Linked DNA regions of Homo sapiens: region 1 is linked to region 2. A link is an interaction called in ENCODE POLR2A ChIA-PET data of the cell type or tissue named here. Cell type or tissue: GM12878. All regions are shown on one strand.

Evidence for each region. ChIA-PET counts read pairs that join two places held together with the same protein. Peaks named below come from ENCODE experiments on the same cell type or tissue, not always from the same donor. Only the 100,000 strongest peaks of a DNase experiment are listed, where the experiment ranks them.
Region 1: POLR2A ChIA-PET joins it to region 2 with 8 read pairs; 2 of 35 experiments call an interaction of 5 or more read pairs at or near these places.

The regions. Positions count from the first base shown.
Region 1 is chr12:56,652,092-56,660,091 of GRCh38, reverse strand. No RefSeq gene overlaps it. Among named protein-coding and RNA genes, the nearest start is that of ATP5F1B, 10 kb to the right of the region's middle. RefSeq lists an enhancer at 2,076-2,125. In GM12878, no CTCF peak of the experiment used is centred here; a DNase peak (open chromatin) is centred at 911; H3K27ac peaks cover 1,413 bases.
Region 2 is chr12:57,338,023-57,346,022 of GRCh38, reverse strand. All of the region lies in intron 2 of R3HDM2 (R3H domain containing 2), which reads left to right. Among named protein-coding and RNA genes, the nearest start is that of R3HDM2, 89 kb to the left of the region's middle. In GM12878, no CTCF peak of the experiment used is centred here; no DNase peak of the experiment used is centred here; H3K27ac peaks cover 288 bases.

The sequences.
Region 1 (8,000 bases), 690 kb after region 2:
ATGATATTGCCAGGCTTGCTTTGCTCTTCCCAGATAGTCTAAAGTGACAAATCATTTGTTCGCAAGTTGTATTGTCAGTCTGGGTAATTTCATTGTTCATGTGAAGAACTTATCCAGAACTCACTCCTAAATTATTTATTTATTTATTTATTTAGACACGGAGTCACTTTTTGACATGGAGGCATGATCTCGGCTCACTGCAGCCTGTTTCCCAGGTTCAAGCGATCCTTCTGCCTCAGCTCTCTGAGTAGCTGGGATTACAGCCATGTGCCACCACTCCTGGCTAATTTTTGTATTTTTAGTAGAGATGGGGTTTCACCTGGTTGGCCAAGCTGGTCTCAAACGCCTGACCTCAAGTGATCCACCCACCTCAGCCTCCCAAAGTGCTGGGATTACAGGATTGAGCCATTGTGCCAGGCCAATCCTGAATTTCTTTTCTTTTCTTTTTTTTTTTTTTTTTTGAGACGGAGTTTTGCTCTTGTTGCCCAGGCTGGAGTGCAGTGGCGTAATCTCAGCTCACTGCAACCTCCATCTCCCAGGTTCAAGAGATTCTCCTGCCTCAGCCTTCCCAAGTAGCTGGGATTATAGGCATGCGCCACCAAGCCCAGCTAATATTGTATTTTTAGTAGAGATGGGGTTTCTCTGTGTGGGTCGGGCTGGTCTCAAACTCCCGACCTCAGGTGATCTGCCCACCTTGGCCTCCCAAAGTGCTGGGATTACAGGCGTGAGCTACCCTGCCCAGCCCCAATCCTAAATTTCTTAATCTCAAATCCAATGGCCTTCAGTTGAGTACTTAGCAACCCATTCCCATTATGTATCTCATCATCATGAGTGAAAGAACTGCAAAGCTGCTTATACTACAACTAAGTGTCATGCAGTCTAACTGCCCCTCAACCACTGTTCCTTCTCTGGCCTCACAGCTAATTAGCCTTTATAGCTTTAGTTACTTCCCTATTTCTATTGCGCTGTGATTCATCTTGAACCTATTCTCAAACAATCAAAATCATGGAGTTTTTTGTGATAATGTGGATTCCTAGGTCTTATCTCTGAGATAAGCTTGTCCATGTGGGGCCAGGGATTTGGAATATTATTGATAACTAGAAACCAGTGATTCCTAAAATGTGATCCCCAGACTAGCAGGATTAGTTTTGCCTAGGAACTCATTAGAAATACAAATTCTGGCCCCCAAATAGACCTACTAAATCAGAAACTTTGGAGGTGGGGTCAAGTGATCTGTCAAGCCTCTCCGGGTGATTCTGATGTATGCCAAAGTCTCATTACTGTTTTGGATCTAAAACGTAGGTTCTCATTCGGTTGGTCCTACTGAGATAGCCATGTGCAGTGTGATGTTTTGTGATGAAGGAAATGTTCCATATATCCAGTGTCCGATAGGTAACTACTAGCCAAATAGAGCTACTGAGGACCTGAAAAGCTAGTGCAATTAAGAAATGATTTTTAAATAAAAATCATTACAGGCCAGGTGCGGTGGCTCACGCCTATAATCCCAGCACTTTGGGAGGCCAAGGTGGGCAGATCACGAGGTCAGGAGTTCGACACCAGCCTGGCCAATATGGCAAAACCCTGTCTCTACTAAAAATACAAAAATTAGCTGGGCGTGGTGGTGTGCACCTGTGGTCCCAGCTGCTCGGGAGGCTGAGGCAGAGGAGTCGCTTGGACCCGGCAGGCAGAGGTTTTGGTGAAAAGAGATCGTGCCACTGCACCCTGGGCAACATAGCATGACTCCGTCTCAAAAAAAAAAAAAAAACCATTACATTAAATCTTACTAAATTTAAATAATCCAGTTTGGGCACCATGGCTCACACCTGTAATCCCAACTCTTTGGGAAGCCAAGGCCTGAGCTCAGGAGGGAGACCAGCCTGGGCAATATGGTGAAACCCCATCTCTACAAAAAAAAAAAAAAAAAAAAAACCATGGTGTGGTGGTGCATGCCTGTGATCCCAGCTACTCTAGAGGCTGAGGTGGGAGGATCCTTGAGCCTGGGAGACAGAGATTGTAGTGAGCTGAGATCATGCCACTGAACTCCAATCTGGGTGACAGAGACCCTGTCTCAAAAAACAAAACAAAAATTTTTAAATAATCCTATATGGTTAGTTACTACCATATTAGATAGTGCAGAGTTTGATGATACTGACGTAGGTGGTTTCAGGTCCACTGATGATTCATTAACCAAATTCTTACTTGCCTAAGATGATATGGGGAAATCCAAGCATGATAAATTTGGATACTACAGAGAAAATTAACATCAAAAATTACATAGGTCAATGTGCCAGGCACAGTACCTCACGCCTGTAATCCCAGCACTTTGGGAAGCCAAGGCAGGTGGATTGCTAGAGCCCAGGAATTCCAGACCAGCCTGGACAATATGGTAAAACCCCCTCTCTACTAAAAACAAAAAATTAGCCTGGCATGGTGGCACAAACCTGTAATCCCAGCTACTCGGGAGTCTGAGGCATGAGAATCATGTGAACCCAGAGGGTAGAGGTTGCAGTGATCTGAGATCGTGCCACCATACTCCAGTCTGGACAACAGAGTGAGACTCCATCTCAGAAAAGTCGCCTGGCGAGGTGGTTTATGCCTGTAATCCCAGCACTTTGGGAGGCCAAGGCAGGTGGATCACTTGAGGTCAGGAGTTTGAGACCAGCCTGCCCAACAGGATGAAACCCCATCTCTACTAAAAATACAAAAATTAGCCGGGGATGGTAGTGGGCACCTGTTATCCCAGCTACTCGGGAGGCTGAGGCAGGAGAATCATTTGAACCAGGGAGGTGGAGATTGCAGTGAGCCGAGATCCCACCACTGCATTCCAGTTTGGGCAAAAGAGCAAGACATTGTCTCACAAATAAATAAATAAATAAATAAATAAGCCTGGGTGAGGTGGCTCATGCCTATAATCCCAGCACTTTGGGTGGCCGAGGCGGGCAGATAACGAGGTCAGGAGTTCAAGACCAGCCTGGCCAACATAGTGAAACCCCGTCTCTACTAAAAATACAAAAATTAGCCATGCATGGTGCTGCATGCCTGTAGTCCCATCTACTTGGGAGGCTGAGGCAGGAGAATTGCTTGAACCCAGGAGGCAGAGGTTGTGGTGAGCCGAAACTGCGCTTCTGCACTCCAGCCTGGGCAACAGAGTGAGACTCCATCTCAAAAAATAATAATAATAAAAATTAACAGGCCAGGCGCAGTGGCTCATGCCTGTAATCCCAGAACTTTGGGAGGCCGAGACAGGTGGGTTACGAGGTCAGGAGATCGAGACCATCCTGGCTAACATGGTGAAACCCCGTCTCTACTAAAAATACAAAATATTAGCCGGGCGTGGTGGCGAGCACCTGTAGTCCCAGCTACTCGGGAGGCTGAGGCCGGAGAATGGTGTGAACCCAGGAGGTGGAGCTTGCAGTGAGCCTAGATAGTGCCACTGCATTCCAGCCTGGGTGACAGAGCGAGACTCCGTCTCAAAAAAATAAAAAATAAATAAATAATAGGTCAAAACATACCACTAAATTAAAAGATAACATTAGAAGAAAACATTTACAACATGCTTAACAAAGCATTTGAAGAACACTTAATCATGACAAGCCAAAAGGAAAAAATTGACAAAAGATGGAAACAAGTAATTAACTGAAGATATACAACTGACCAACAAACATGAAAATATTCCATCTTACTAGCCATTAGAGCTGAGCGTGGTGGCTCATGCCTGTCATCTCAACACTTTGGAAGGCCAAGGAAGATGGATTGCTTGAGCTACCCCCGTCCCACCACCAGACTTGAAGGTAGCCATGGGCAATATGTTGAAACCCCCCCTTTTTTTTTTTTTTTGAGACAGAGTTTCGCTCTCATTGCCCAGGCTGGAGTGCAGTGACATGATCTTGGCTCACTGCAACCTCCACCTTATGGTGGTTTCAAGCGATTCTCCTGCCTCAGCCTCCCAAGTAGCTGGGACTACAGGCACACACCACCATGCCCAGCTAATTTTTTGTATTTTTAGTAGAGACGGGGTTTCACCATGTTTGTCAGGATGGTCTCGATCTCTTGACCTTGTGATCCGCCCACCTCAGCCTCCCAAAGTGCTGGAATTACAGGCGTGAGCCACCATGCCCAGCCAAAACCCTGTCTTTACAAAAATTAGCAGGGCCTGATGGTGTGTGCATATGACTGGTCCCAGCTACTCGGGAGGCAGAGGTGGGAGGATTACTTGAGCCTGGGAGGTTCTAGTTCAAGAACTACTTGAACCCAGGAGGCGAAGGCTGCAGTGAGCCGTAATCACTCCACTGTACTGCAGCCTGGGAGACAGAGCAAGACCCTGTCTAAAAAAAAAAAAAAAAAGTGGCTCATGCCTGTAATCCCAGCACTTTGGGAGGCCAAGGCAGGCAGATCATCTGAGGTCGGGAGTTCAAGACCAGCCTGGCCAATATGGTGAAACCCCTTCTCTACTAAAAATACAAAAAAATTAGCCAGGCATTGTGGCGGGAGCCTGTAGTCCCAGCTACTCATGAGGCTGAGGCAGGAGAATCACTTGAACCTAGGAGGCAGAGGTTTCAGTGAGCCAAGATCGCACCACTGCACTCCAGCCTGGGTGACAGATCAAGACTCCGTCTCAAAAAAAGTTAATTAAGTCAATAATTTCATTATATTAGCCACCTTTAAAAATAAAGTTTTGGCAAAGATGCTGGGAACCTGGTAAATTAGCAAGATGGTTTGCGAAGGCAATTTGGCAGAATCTTATTTAAGTGAGCATATTTTAAGCCAACATGTTTAGGAATATGTATTAAAGGAGTACTAGGGTCAGGCACGGTGGTTCATGCCTGTAATCCCAGCACTTTGGGAGGCTGAGACAGGCGGATCATGAGGTCAGGAGTTCGAGACCAGCCTGGCCAACATGGTGAAACCCCCGTCTCTACTAAAAATACAAAAATTAGCTGGGCCTGGTGGCATGTGCCTGTAATCCCAGCTATTTGGGAGGCTGAGGCAGGAGAATTGCTTGAACCTGGGAGGTGGAGGTTGCAGTGAGCAACCTTTTTGTCACCAGGGACCGGTTTTGTGGAAGACAATTTTTCCATGGATGGGGGTGGGGGATATGGTTCATGAAATAATTATACAACTGACCATAATGTAGAATCAGTGGGAGCCTTGAGCTTGTTTTCCTGCAACTAGACAGTCCCATCTTAGGGTGATGAGAGACAGTGTCAGATCATCAGGCATTAGATTCTCATAAGGAGTGTGCAACCTAGATCCCTTGCTTGCTCGGTTAACAATAGGGTTTCCGGCAGGGCACGGTGACTCACGCCTGTAATCCCAGCACTTTGGGAGGCTGAGGCGGGTGGATCACAAGGTGAGGAGATCGAGACCATCCTGGCTAACATGGTGAAACCCTGTCTGTACTAAAAAAAAATACAAAAAAATTAGCCAGGCGTGGTGGCGGGTGCCTGTAGTTCCAGCTACTCCAGAGGCTGAGGCAGGAGAATGGCATGAACTCAGGAGGCAGAGCTTGCAGAGAGCTGAGACCATGCCACTGCACTCCAGCCTGGGCGACAGAGCGAGACTCTGTCTCAAAAAAAAAAAACAAAAAACAAAACAAAAAACAACAATAGGGTATCAGGGGAACCAGCCCCTAATATTTCAACATAGGTTCTTTTCTATTTTCCCTAAGTGTCAGCCGGTCTGAGAAATAAAGGGAAAGAGTACAAAAGAGAGCAATTTTAAAGCTGGGTGTCCGGGGGAGACATCACATGTCAGCAGGATCCGTGATGCCCCCTGAGTTGCAAAACCAGCAAGTTTTTATTATGGATTTCAAAAGGGGAGGGGTGTACGAATAGGGTGTGGGTCACAGAGATCACATGCTTCAAGAGCAATAAAATATCACAAGGCAAATAGGGGCAGAGTGAGGTCACAGGACCAGGGCAAAATTAGAATTGCTGATGAAGTTTCATGTCCCACTGGGCACACATTGTCATTGATAACATCTTATCAGGAGACAGGGTTTGAGAGCAGACAACCGATCTGACTAAAATTTACTAGGCAGGAATTTCCTAATCCTAATAAGCCTGGGGGTGCTACAGGAGACCAGGGCTTATTTCATCCCTTATCTATAACCATATAAGACACACACTCCCAGAGCGGCCATTTTAGAGACCTCCCCCTGGGAATGCATTCTCTTTCTCAGGGCTGTTCCTTGCTGAGAAAAATAACTCAGCGGTATTACTCCTATTCGCTTTTGTAAGAAGAGAAACATGACTCTGTTCTGTCCGGCCCCACAGGCAGTCAGGCCCAATGGTTATCTCCCTTGTTCCCTGAAAATCGCAGCCATCCTGTTCCTTTTGGATGTCCAGATTTCATATTGTTCAAACACACATGCTCTACAAACAATCTGTGCAGATAATGCAATTATCACAGGATCCTGAGGCAACATACATCCTCAGCTTATGAAGATGACGGGATTAAGAGATTAAAGACAGGCATAGGAAATTATAAGAGTATTGATTGGGGAAGTGATAAATGTACATGAAATCTTCACAATTTCTGTTCAGAGATTGCAGTAAAAACAGGCGTAAGAAATTATAAAAGTATTAATTTGGGGAACTAATAAATGTCCATGAAATCTTCACAATTTATGTTCTGCTGTGGCTTCAGCCGGTCCCTCCGTTTGGGGTCCCTGACTTCCCGCAACAATAGGGTTTCCATTTTTATGAGAATCTAATGCCATCACTGATCTGACAGGAGGCAGAATTCAGGTGGTAACGTGAGCAGTGGGGAGAAGCTGTAAATACAGATGAAGCTTTGGTCACTCGACCACAACTCTCCTCCTGCTGTGTGGCCTGGTTCCTAACAGGCCATGGACGGGTACTGGTCTGTGGCCCAGGCACTGGGGAACCCTGCATTATATGTATATGAAACAGAAAGTGAGTGGAATGTATGCAAAAAGTTTTTTCAATGGTCATTTTTGGGAAGGACAGTGGAAGTTTTGGAAGTAATGGTGAAAGAACTCATCCTGTACACCTAGAATATGTTCATATGTTACTTGTGTAATAAATAGTGCTTCCAAATTGTGACCTAAGAAAGGAATATTGGATTTCTGAAAGAGAATATTTCAACTTGGGAATGGCTGTGGAAGTAGGCTGCTTATGTGAAATGGGAATGTGAAAAACTAATTGGAATTGAAGTGGTTGAGGATCTCTGAAGCCAGGGCATTGAATGGGTTCTTTTCGTGGAATTTGAAATAATCCGGGATGATTGTCAAGAAATGTAGTAGAGACCAAAAAAACACATTCCACCAATTACCAGAGTACTGGAAGGATGTGGGGGTATGACCAATGTGGATAGCAGTAATGAAAGGATTTGGTGGAAAATGTAATTTTCACTTCAAGATGAATTTTAAATTACAGAGCACAGTCATTTGGAATTAACTTCAGATAAGAAACCAGATTGGGTGGGTCTGTGTGGTTCCTATTCCCCTGTGAAAAATAACTTGTACTTTTTTTTTTTTTTTCCATTCAGGTTCCATTTATTTTTGACATTTTTACATAACCATCCTTGCAGGGGTAACTCCTGCATCACTCTAGAACTTCAGGTTCCGTCCCTCTCCCTCTCCCTCTCCCCCTCCCCTCCCCCTCCCCTCCCCCTCCCCCTCCCCCTCCCCTTCCCTCTCTCCATGGTCTCCCTCTGAAGCCGAGCCGAGGTTGGACTGCACTGCCGCCATCTCGGCTCACTGCAACCTCCCTGCCCGACTCTCCTGCCTCAGCCTGCCGATCGCCCGGGACTGCAGGCGCGTGCCGCCACGCCTGACTGGTCTTTGCTGGAGTGCAGTGGCATGATCTGGGCTCGCTACAGCCTCCACCTCCCAGCCTCCTGCCCTGGCCTCCCAAAGTGCCGAGATTGCAGCCTCTGCCCGGCTGCCACCCCATCTGGGAAGCGAGGAGCGTCTCTGCCTGGCCGCCCATCATCTGGGATGCGAGGAGCCCCTCTGCCCTGCCGCCCAGCCTGGG
Region 2 (8,000 bases):
ACGCCCGGCTAATTTTTGTATTTTTGGTAGAGGTTGGGTTTCACCGTGTTGGCCAGCCTGGTCTGGAACTCCTGATCTCAGGTGATCTGCCTGCCTTGGCCTACCAAAGTGCTGGGATTACAGGCGTGAGCCACCGCACCCAGCCCTCATTCTCCTGGTTTTTGATAAGAAATATGAAGCTGCCAGGCATGGTGGCTGGTGCCTGTAATCTCAGTTACTTGGGAGGCTGAAGTGGGAGGATTGCTTGAGGCCAGGAGTTGAGAAGCCTGGGCAACATAGCAAGAACTCTTCTCTAAAAAAATAAAATAAATATAGATTAGGGGGCATGGGGGCACATGCCTGTAGTCCCAGCTACCTGAGAGCCAGAACCAGGAGGCAGGAGGATTGCTTGAGCCCAGAAGTTCAACGCTGCAGTGAGCTGCAATCCTGCCACTGCACTCCAGCCTGATGCTAAAGCAAGACCTGTCTCTTAATATATGTGTGTGTGTGTGTGTGTGTGTGTGTGTGTGTGTGTGTGTGTGTATAAAAGAAATATGAAGCCATTTGAATCATTATTGCCTTAATAACGAATGCATCATTTCATTTTGGTTGCCTTCAAGATTTTTTCTCTTTTTGTGTTTAGCTGTTAGGTTATGATGAATCCAGGAGTTTATCATGGATTTGTTTGTGTTTATCCTGTTTGGGGCAATTACTGAGCTTCTTGAATCTGTTGGTTTATGTCTTTTGTCAAACTTGTGAAGTTTGCTTCCATTATTTCTTTCAGTATTTCAGTACACTCTTTCTCCTCACCTTCTGGGACTCTAATGTCCTGAATATTAGACATTTTGGTATTGTTCCTCAGGTCCTTGATGATCTGGTTTTTTTTTCCCCCAATAAGGAAATTTTTTTAGGCCAGTTGCAGTGGCTCATGCCTGTAATCCCAGCATTTTGGGAGCCCGAGGCAGGCAGATCACCCGAGGTCGGGAGTTTGATACCAGCCTGACCAACATGGAGAAACCCAGTATCTACTAAAAATACAAAATTAGCCGGACATGGTGGTGCATGCCTGTAATCCCAGCTACTCTGGAGGCTGAGGCAGGAGAATCGCTTGAACCAGGAAGGTGGAAAGGTGGAGGTTGCGGTGAGCTGAGATTGCACCATTGCACTCCAACCTGGGCAACAAGAGCAAAACTCCATCTCAAAAAAAAAACAAAAAACAAAAAAACAGGAGAAGTTTTTTTCCTTTAGTGTTGAAATTCAGTGTTCACATTTGATACCTCTGTTGATCTGACTTCAAATTCATTGACTCTTTCCCCTGTCATTTCTGTTCTGCTGTTGAACTCATCAAGTGAGTTTTTATGTTCTGGTTGTTATATTTTCCAGTTCTAAAATTTTCATTTGATTCTTCTTTATATCCTCTGTTTCTTTGCTGAGACATTCTGTCTTTTCATTAGTTTCAAGAATGTTTGTCCTACCTTGTTGGAATATTTTTGTCATGTGAGGTTGTTAATTTCAACATTTGCATCATCTTCTTGTTTTGACTGTTCATCTCTTTTCTTATACAAATTCAAATTATCTTGATTCTTCATATGCTGGGAAATTTTAGATTGTATCCTGGAAAATTTGAATATTATGTCATGAATGTCAGGGTCTTCTTTAAATCCTGTGGTGAATATTGACTTTAATTTTAGCAGACATTCAACCTGGTTGTGTTCAACTTCAAGTTCCGTGCAGCTTTTCGTGAGTGATGATTCCAAAGTCTGTTCAGTTTTTGAAGGCTTTGCATTGCTATTTAGATCTGCCTTGCATGTATATCACCTACCCACTCATCTGAGATTTGGCTGATGGCTATTCTTATAGTTCAGAATGACCTTAACGTTAGGAGATACGTACTGAATTGTTTTAGGTGTGAAGAGTCATCATGAAAGCATGTCAAATAGACCTGAAAAAAATTTATATGCACATATATGCATGCACATATGTGTATACGTAAGTTTGTATATGTATCTAGGTGATTGTTGTGCTGGTTTTGCAAATTCTTTTTATGTTAGAAATTTCTCAAGTAAAAATTTCAGGGCAACAAAGAAATAAATAAAGGTCAAAAACATGTCATTCATCTGCTTAAAAACCACAAATGGCCTGTCATCTCATGAAGTGTAAAAGTTAGATTGCTTTCAGTGGTCGATTTGGCCCTGCGGGATCAGCCTTCCAACCCCCTAAGGCTTCTCATCTCACTCAGAGTAAAAGCCAGAACCTGTTTTTTTTTTTTTTTTTTTTTTAACCTTTTGTAAGACCCTTCATGAGTCTATCTCTTATTCCTAGAGCTTATCTTAGTTCCTGTCCATAGTAATAACCCAACCAGACAAGTATTTGTCTGAATGAATAAATAGATGTGTTTTTGTGACAGGTTTTATTGTTTTCATCAGGATGCCTTGACCATAGCTATACATTATTTTTTGCTGTTGCAGATCATGCACTGCCTGTAATGTTCATTACTTCCTGAGCAATAGAGATTATTACTATCCTTCCTTGGGCTCTTAAAAATTAAGATCCGAGGCTAGGCTCGGTGGCTCACGTCTGTAATCCCAGCATTTTGGGAGGCCAAGGCAGGCAGATCACCTGAGGTCGGGAGTTCGAGACCAGCCTGACCAGCCTGGAGAAACCCTGTCTCTACTAAAAATACAAAATTAGCTGGGCCTGGTGGCGCATGTCTGTAATCCTAGCTACTCGGGAGGCTGATGCAGGAGAACCGCTTGAACCGGGAGGCGGAGGTTGTGGTGAGCCAAGATCGCGCCATTGGACTCTAGCTTGGGCAACAAGAGTGAAACTCCGTCTCAAAAAAAAAAAAAAAAAAAAATTAAGACCCGAGGGTCATATCTAAGCTTGCCGTTCCAGAGCCATGTATACTTTCTCAAATAATTACTTTTCTTTCCTGGTCTCCTTTGTACCAATTTCTTTATTTTAATCTACTTATTGTCATCCCTGTACTTACACTCTCCATTACCATCCTTTTTCATCAGTTCTGTCAGTAAGATGCCTTCATGGTTTCCTTATTCCCTCATTTTATAGCCAAAGTATTTTTCCCTTCCTTTGGGGGCAAATAATAGGAAGAGGAATAGATAGCTACTGGTATCCTGTGCTGTCTGCCTTCTGCCCCAAAATGAAAAACAATTTTACTAAATATAGCTCGCTGGCAAGAAAATTCTCTATAACAAGGTTTGGTCTTAATTTTACATTTCTAAAGTCCAGCCCAGTAGCTTTTAGGCAAAGATCATATCCCTGACCTCAGTTATTTTGCAGGTGAGAAAAAGGTAAGGTAAATTTAAAGGTGAGCTTTTAATTCAATACATATTTCCAACTTGTTATTCACTAAAGAGACTATTTTGGTATTTCGACATATGTAGCAGAAAGGAGCTGCTGCTGTGTCTTTAAAAGCTATCCTCAGAGCAGTGTGGAGGCAGGCGTGCCACTGAAGTACTTGAATGAGAGCGAGAAGAGGAGGTGGGAGGGGGTGCTCTTACAGCCTCTGTGTGTGTGTGTGTGTGTGTCTGTGTGTGCCTGTGTCTGTGTCTGTGAGTGTATGTGCCAGTGTGACTGTTGGCAGAGCTCTGGATGATATCTCTCTGAACAGCTGGGCCATGGTCGGCTTCAGAGCTGCTTGTCAGAGCAGTTAGTTAGCTGGAGCTCCAGCAGCAAGGATCAGTATCATTTCATTCAAGGGTGAAGGGGGCGGGAGAGGGCTGTGGGTGGGGGAAGAGGCACAGGTTTCCCAGAAGGAATTTCTTCCGGCAAAATTCCGGCAGAACAGATCTTTACAATGAAGTCTCCATTAATAATGTGAGCTCGCTGTTGGTGTAAGTACAGATCCATCTGGGGTGAGTTTTGGATAATTTTCTTTTTTTATATAAAAGTCCTTGAACTCCACAGACTGGGTAGAAAGAAGCTATAAAGATATTTTTCTATCTTGGCTGATTTAACTGTATAGTACACACTAGGGAAATTAGAGAATTTTGAAGTGCTAAGTTTTGTGAAGGTGTTTTAGGCATTTTCATTTGCTGTTTTTTATCTTTAAAATATTATAAAAATTAGGTTTGCTAGAACTTTTACACTATTCAGATTTTACCTCTTCCATGACTATTTCAAGCAATGCTTCATTCAGATGCAGCTTATGAGAACAGTGGTGATTTCTGTTCTCTTTGGTGATGCTGTTGACGCACATTGCAGGAAGCAGGGATTCCCCTATAAATATCCTTCACTGTGTCATTACCCAGCTATCCGCACCTGGCTGGTGAATGTGCCTGTCTGTCCTATATCTTTACGTAACTATCCCCTAGTCTTTAAATGTGATAAGCCTTTGCTATGTCTGGGGAGATTTTTTGATTATGAACATCCTAGGAGGCATTTGTTAAAACCTTTTTACTAAAAAATGCCTTTTGATGTGTTGAGATTGTCACATGGATTTCTTCTGGGTTTATTTATTCTTATTTTGTATTACTTTTTCTTATAATTGGCTTGTTTTTATTTGCTGGCCTTGGCTTCTAAAGAGTGCAGAGATGGGATTCCCTCTACCTCCAGTGACGTAGTGATTTTGTTTGCAGTCTTTTTCTTCTGAGAGGGAGGGGACGGAGAGAAGGAAGAAGAAAAATCCATCTGAAGCGGTGCGTTCTTCCTTCTGTGACTTGATGTTGGTAACTGGGTGCCATTGAATAGAGCTGAAGCCAAAGTGGGATGTTTTAAAGGTGCTATAATTTTGTTTGTTTCCTTTTAAAATAGGGTCAGACCGAAGTCAGAATTGCTGAAGCAGGGTGCCTGAATTAACCCTATATGTCCTGCTGTTAATTTTACCTAATTACGTTTTCTAAATAAGGAAAGATAAAGAACTCATGAGCAGGTTTCTGGAACCAGGATCCATGAATAATTTTGGTTGAGTTTTGGATTTGGAATTTTTCTGCCTTATTTGCACAGACAGTTTGTACACTGTTTCTCAGACCTAAAAAATAGGTAGTTATGTAAAATTCCTTGACATTGTAGTTTAGAACAAAATTCTAATTTTGATGTATGTAGCTAAAGCGAAGCTTTAGGAAGAAATTGTTATATATACTCTTAGGTGTGAGCATAACAGCCCAACCCATTTTTTTTTTTTTTGGATTGAGTATCTGGGCTTCCAGTCGCTTTTCATGCAATTCCATTTTAATACCGCTGATTTCTAGAGGGCTGCAGAGGTCAGTTTGAAAAACTCAGTAAACTAGAGCCTAGGAAAATTAAGGGTTTACCTATCTGTCAATGTGTGTTTAGGTAACATATGTGGAAAAGTACCTTTAAAAATATGCTGGTTTATTTTCTGTCTTTATTTTCTCTTCTGTTCTGTGCTTTCATTTACTCTGAATTCTTTGTGTGAAGTGAAAAGAGTAATAATGTCTGCTTCTCAGCTTACATTAGGTATTCTTATTTTTCTATGATAGTTCAATTATATTAATATTTATTACAGCCATAAATGTTTCAGACCAACACAATCTATTTTTGGGGGGTGGGGTGTGGTAGGAGGAGAAAAAGGAAGATAATCCTAGGGCAAATGGAGAGAATTCTAGAAGAATAACCTATTTAGATGTTTGCCAGAGACAGGAGCTATAAGGGTTAAGGGAAATTCCACCACATCCTTGCATCTTGATATTGCAGCAAATTTGTGGATAATTTCTTGCTAGCTTTTCAGGAAACCCCTGTGGTGGACAACCCTCATTAATCGTTGCTGGGAGACTGCTCTGACGTCACTGGGAGCAGTTCCCTGTCTGCAACTAGGACAGGAATAGCCTTTGAGGGGGAAGAAAACTGCTGTGAAATTAAAAGATGACGGTTTTGTTTACTTGGTTTTCCTTTCATTTGAGGGTAGATAAGATAGACCTAAAGTCTTTCTTAAATGTTTGTCATTACCAAGGGAAAAATTGCCAAAAGTTCTTTTTATTTCAACTGGGAGTGCCTTCTTTTGAAATCTTTTATTTTCTAACCATCAAGGTTTTGGAAGAGGTCAAGGAAAAAGAAAAGCTATTGAAAGATGTTAGAGAAGTAAGATTTCTGTTTCTTTTTATCCCCTTTTCTCCCTACTTTTTTTGTTTTTTGTTTTTGGAAGAAGGAAAGATCAAGAACAACTTTTATAAATGGTTGTTTTTAGCATCACCCCGTTTGGGATAATTAAAAATGTGATATATATGTTGGAAGGACACTACTGTGCCTAAAAGTTACTATACCTACTTAATTCTCTTCTCTCTGATATCTTCCTCTCCTAGCCCACTCCCTTAACAGCTCTCACTGTTAACAGCTTCTCCTTCTCTCTCTCTCTTTTTTTTTTTTTTAGATGGAGTCTTTCTCTGTCACCCAGGCTGGACTGCAGTGGCATGATCTTGGCTCACTGCAACTTCCACCTCCCGGGTTCAAGCAGTTCTCCTGCCTCAGCCTCCCAAGTAGCTGGCATTACAGGTGCATGCCACCACATCCAGCTAATTTTTGTATTTTTAGTACAGATGGGGTTTCACCATGTTGGCCAGGTTGGTCTTGAACTTCTGACCTCGTGATCCACCCACCGGCCTCCCAAAGTGCTGGAATTACAGTCATGAGCCACCACATCTGCCAAGAGCTTCTCTTTAGAAAAAACTTACTGGTTGAATGCTTGCCCCCTGGAATTCAAATCCCAGCTTTGCCAATTGCTGCTCTGTGACCTTGGCCAAATTATTTAACGTCTCCATTTGTAAAATGGGTCAGACGTAGTGGCTTACACCTGTAATCCCAGCACCTTGGGAGGCTGAGGCGGATGGATCACTTGAGGTCAGGAGTTTGAGACCAGCCTGGCCAACATGGTGAAACCCAGTCTCTACTAAAACTACAAAAAAATTTAGCCGGGTATGGTGGCGAACACCTGTAATCCCAGCTACTGGGCAGAGGTTGCAGTGAACCGAGATCACACCTCTGCACTCCAGCCTGGGCAACGGAGCAAGACTCTGCCTTTTAAAAAGACACACACATGCACACACATTTGTAAAACGAAGACAATAATTAGTACCCACTTCCTAGGGTTGTTTTGAGGATTAAAAGAGTTAATATATACATAATAAATCTTTTAAGACAGTTCCTGGTCATTTAAAGACTTAGCATTAGCCATTATTATTAATATTTAGAAATAGAGTCCAGCCCAGGTGGCAGAATGAGACCCTATCTCTCTCTCTCTCTCTCCCTTTGAAAAAAAAAAAATGGCAGGGGGATGTACTATTTGTGTCTTCAGATCACATGTAATTTTTGAGGAAGCCATAAGAGATTTTCAAGCCATGTACGAGATTGAGTTTTTAAAATGAACATCAGGACCAGGCATTGTGGCTCACACTTGTAAGCCCAGCATGTTACTTTGGGAGGCCAGGGTGGGTGGATCACTTGAGGTCTGGGGTTCGAGACCAGCCTGGGCTATATGGTGAAACCTCGTCTCTACCAAAAATGCAAATAAATTAGCTGGGCGTGGTGGCTCACGCCTGTAGTCCCAGTTACTCGGGAGGCTGAGGCAGGAGGATCACTTGAACATATCCAACCAATATGGATACAAATTCTGTACTAATATGGAAACAAAGTTTAGAAAGAGATATCTCAAAACATCATGTTGTTAATAGCAGTTATCTCTGAGTTGTTGATCATGGGTATTTTTGTTTGTTTGTTTTCTTCTCTATAATTGTGCGTGTTGTTTTTGTTTTTGTTTTTGTTTTTGAGATGGAGCTTTGCTCTTGTTGCCCAGACTGGAGTGCAATGGTGCGATCTTGGCTCACCGCAACCTCTGCCTCCCGGGTTCAAGCAATTCTCCTGCCTCAGCCTTCTGAGTAGCTGGGAGTACAGGCATGCGCCACCATGCCCGGATAATTTTGTATTTTTAGTAGAGACAGGGTTTCTCCATGTTGGTCAGGCTGGTCTTGAACTCCTGACCTCAGGTGATCCGCCCATCTCAGCCTCACAAAGAGCTGAGATTACAGGCGTGAGCCACTGCACCCGGC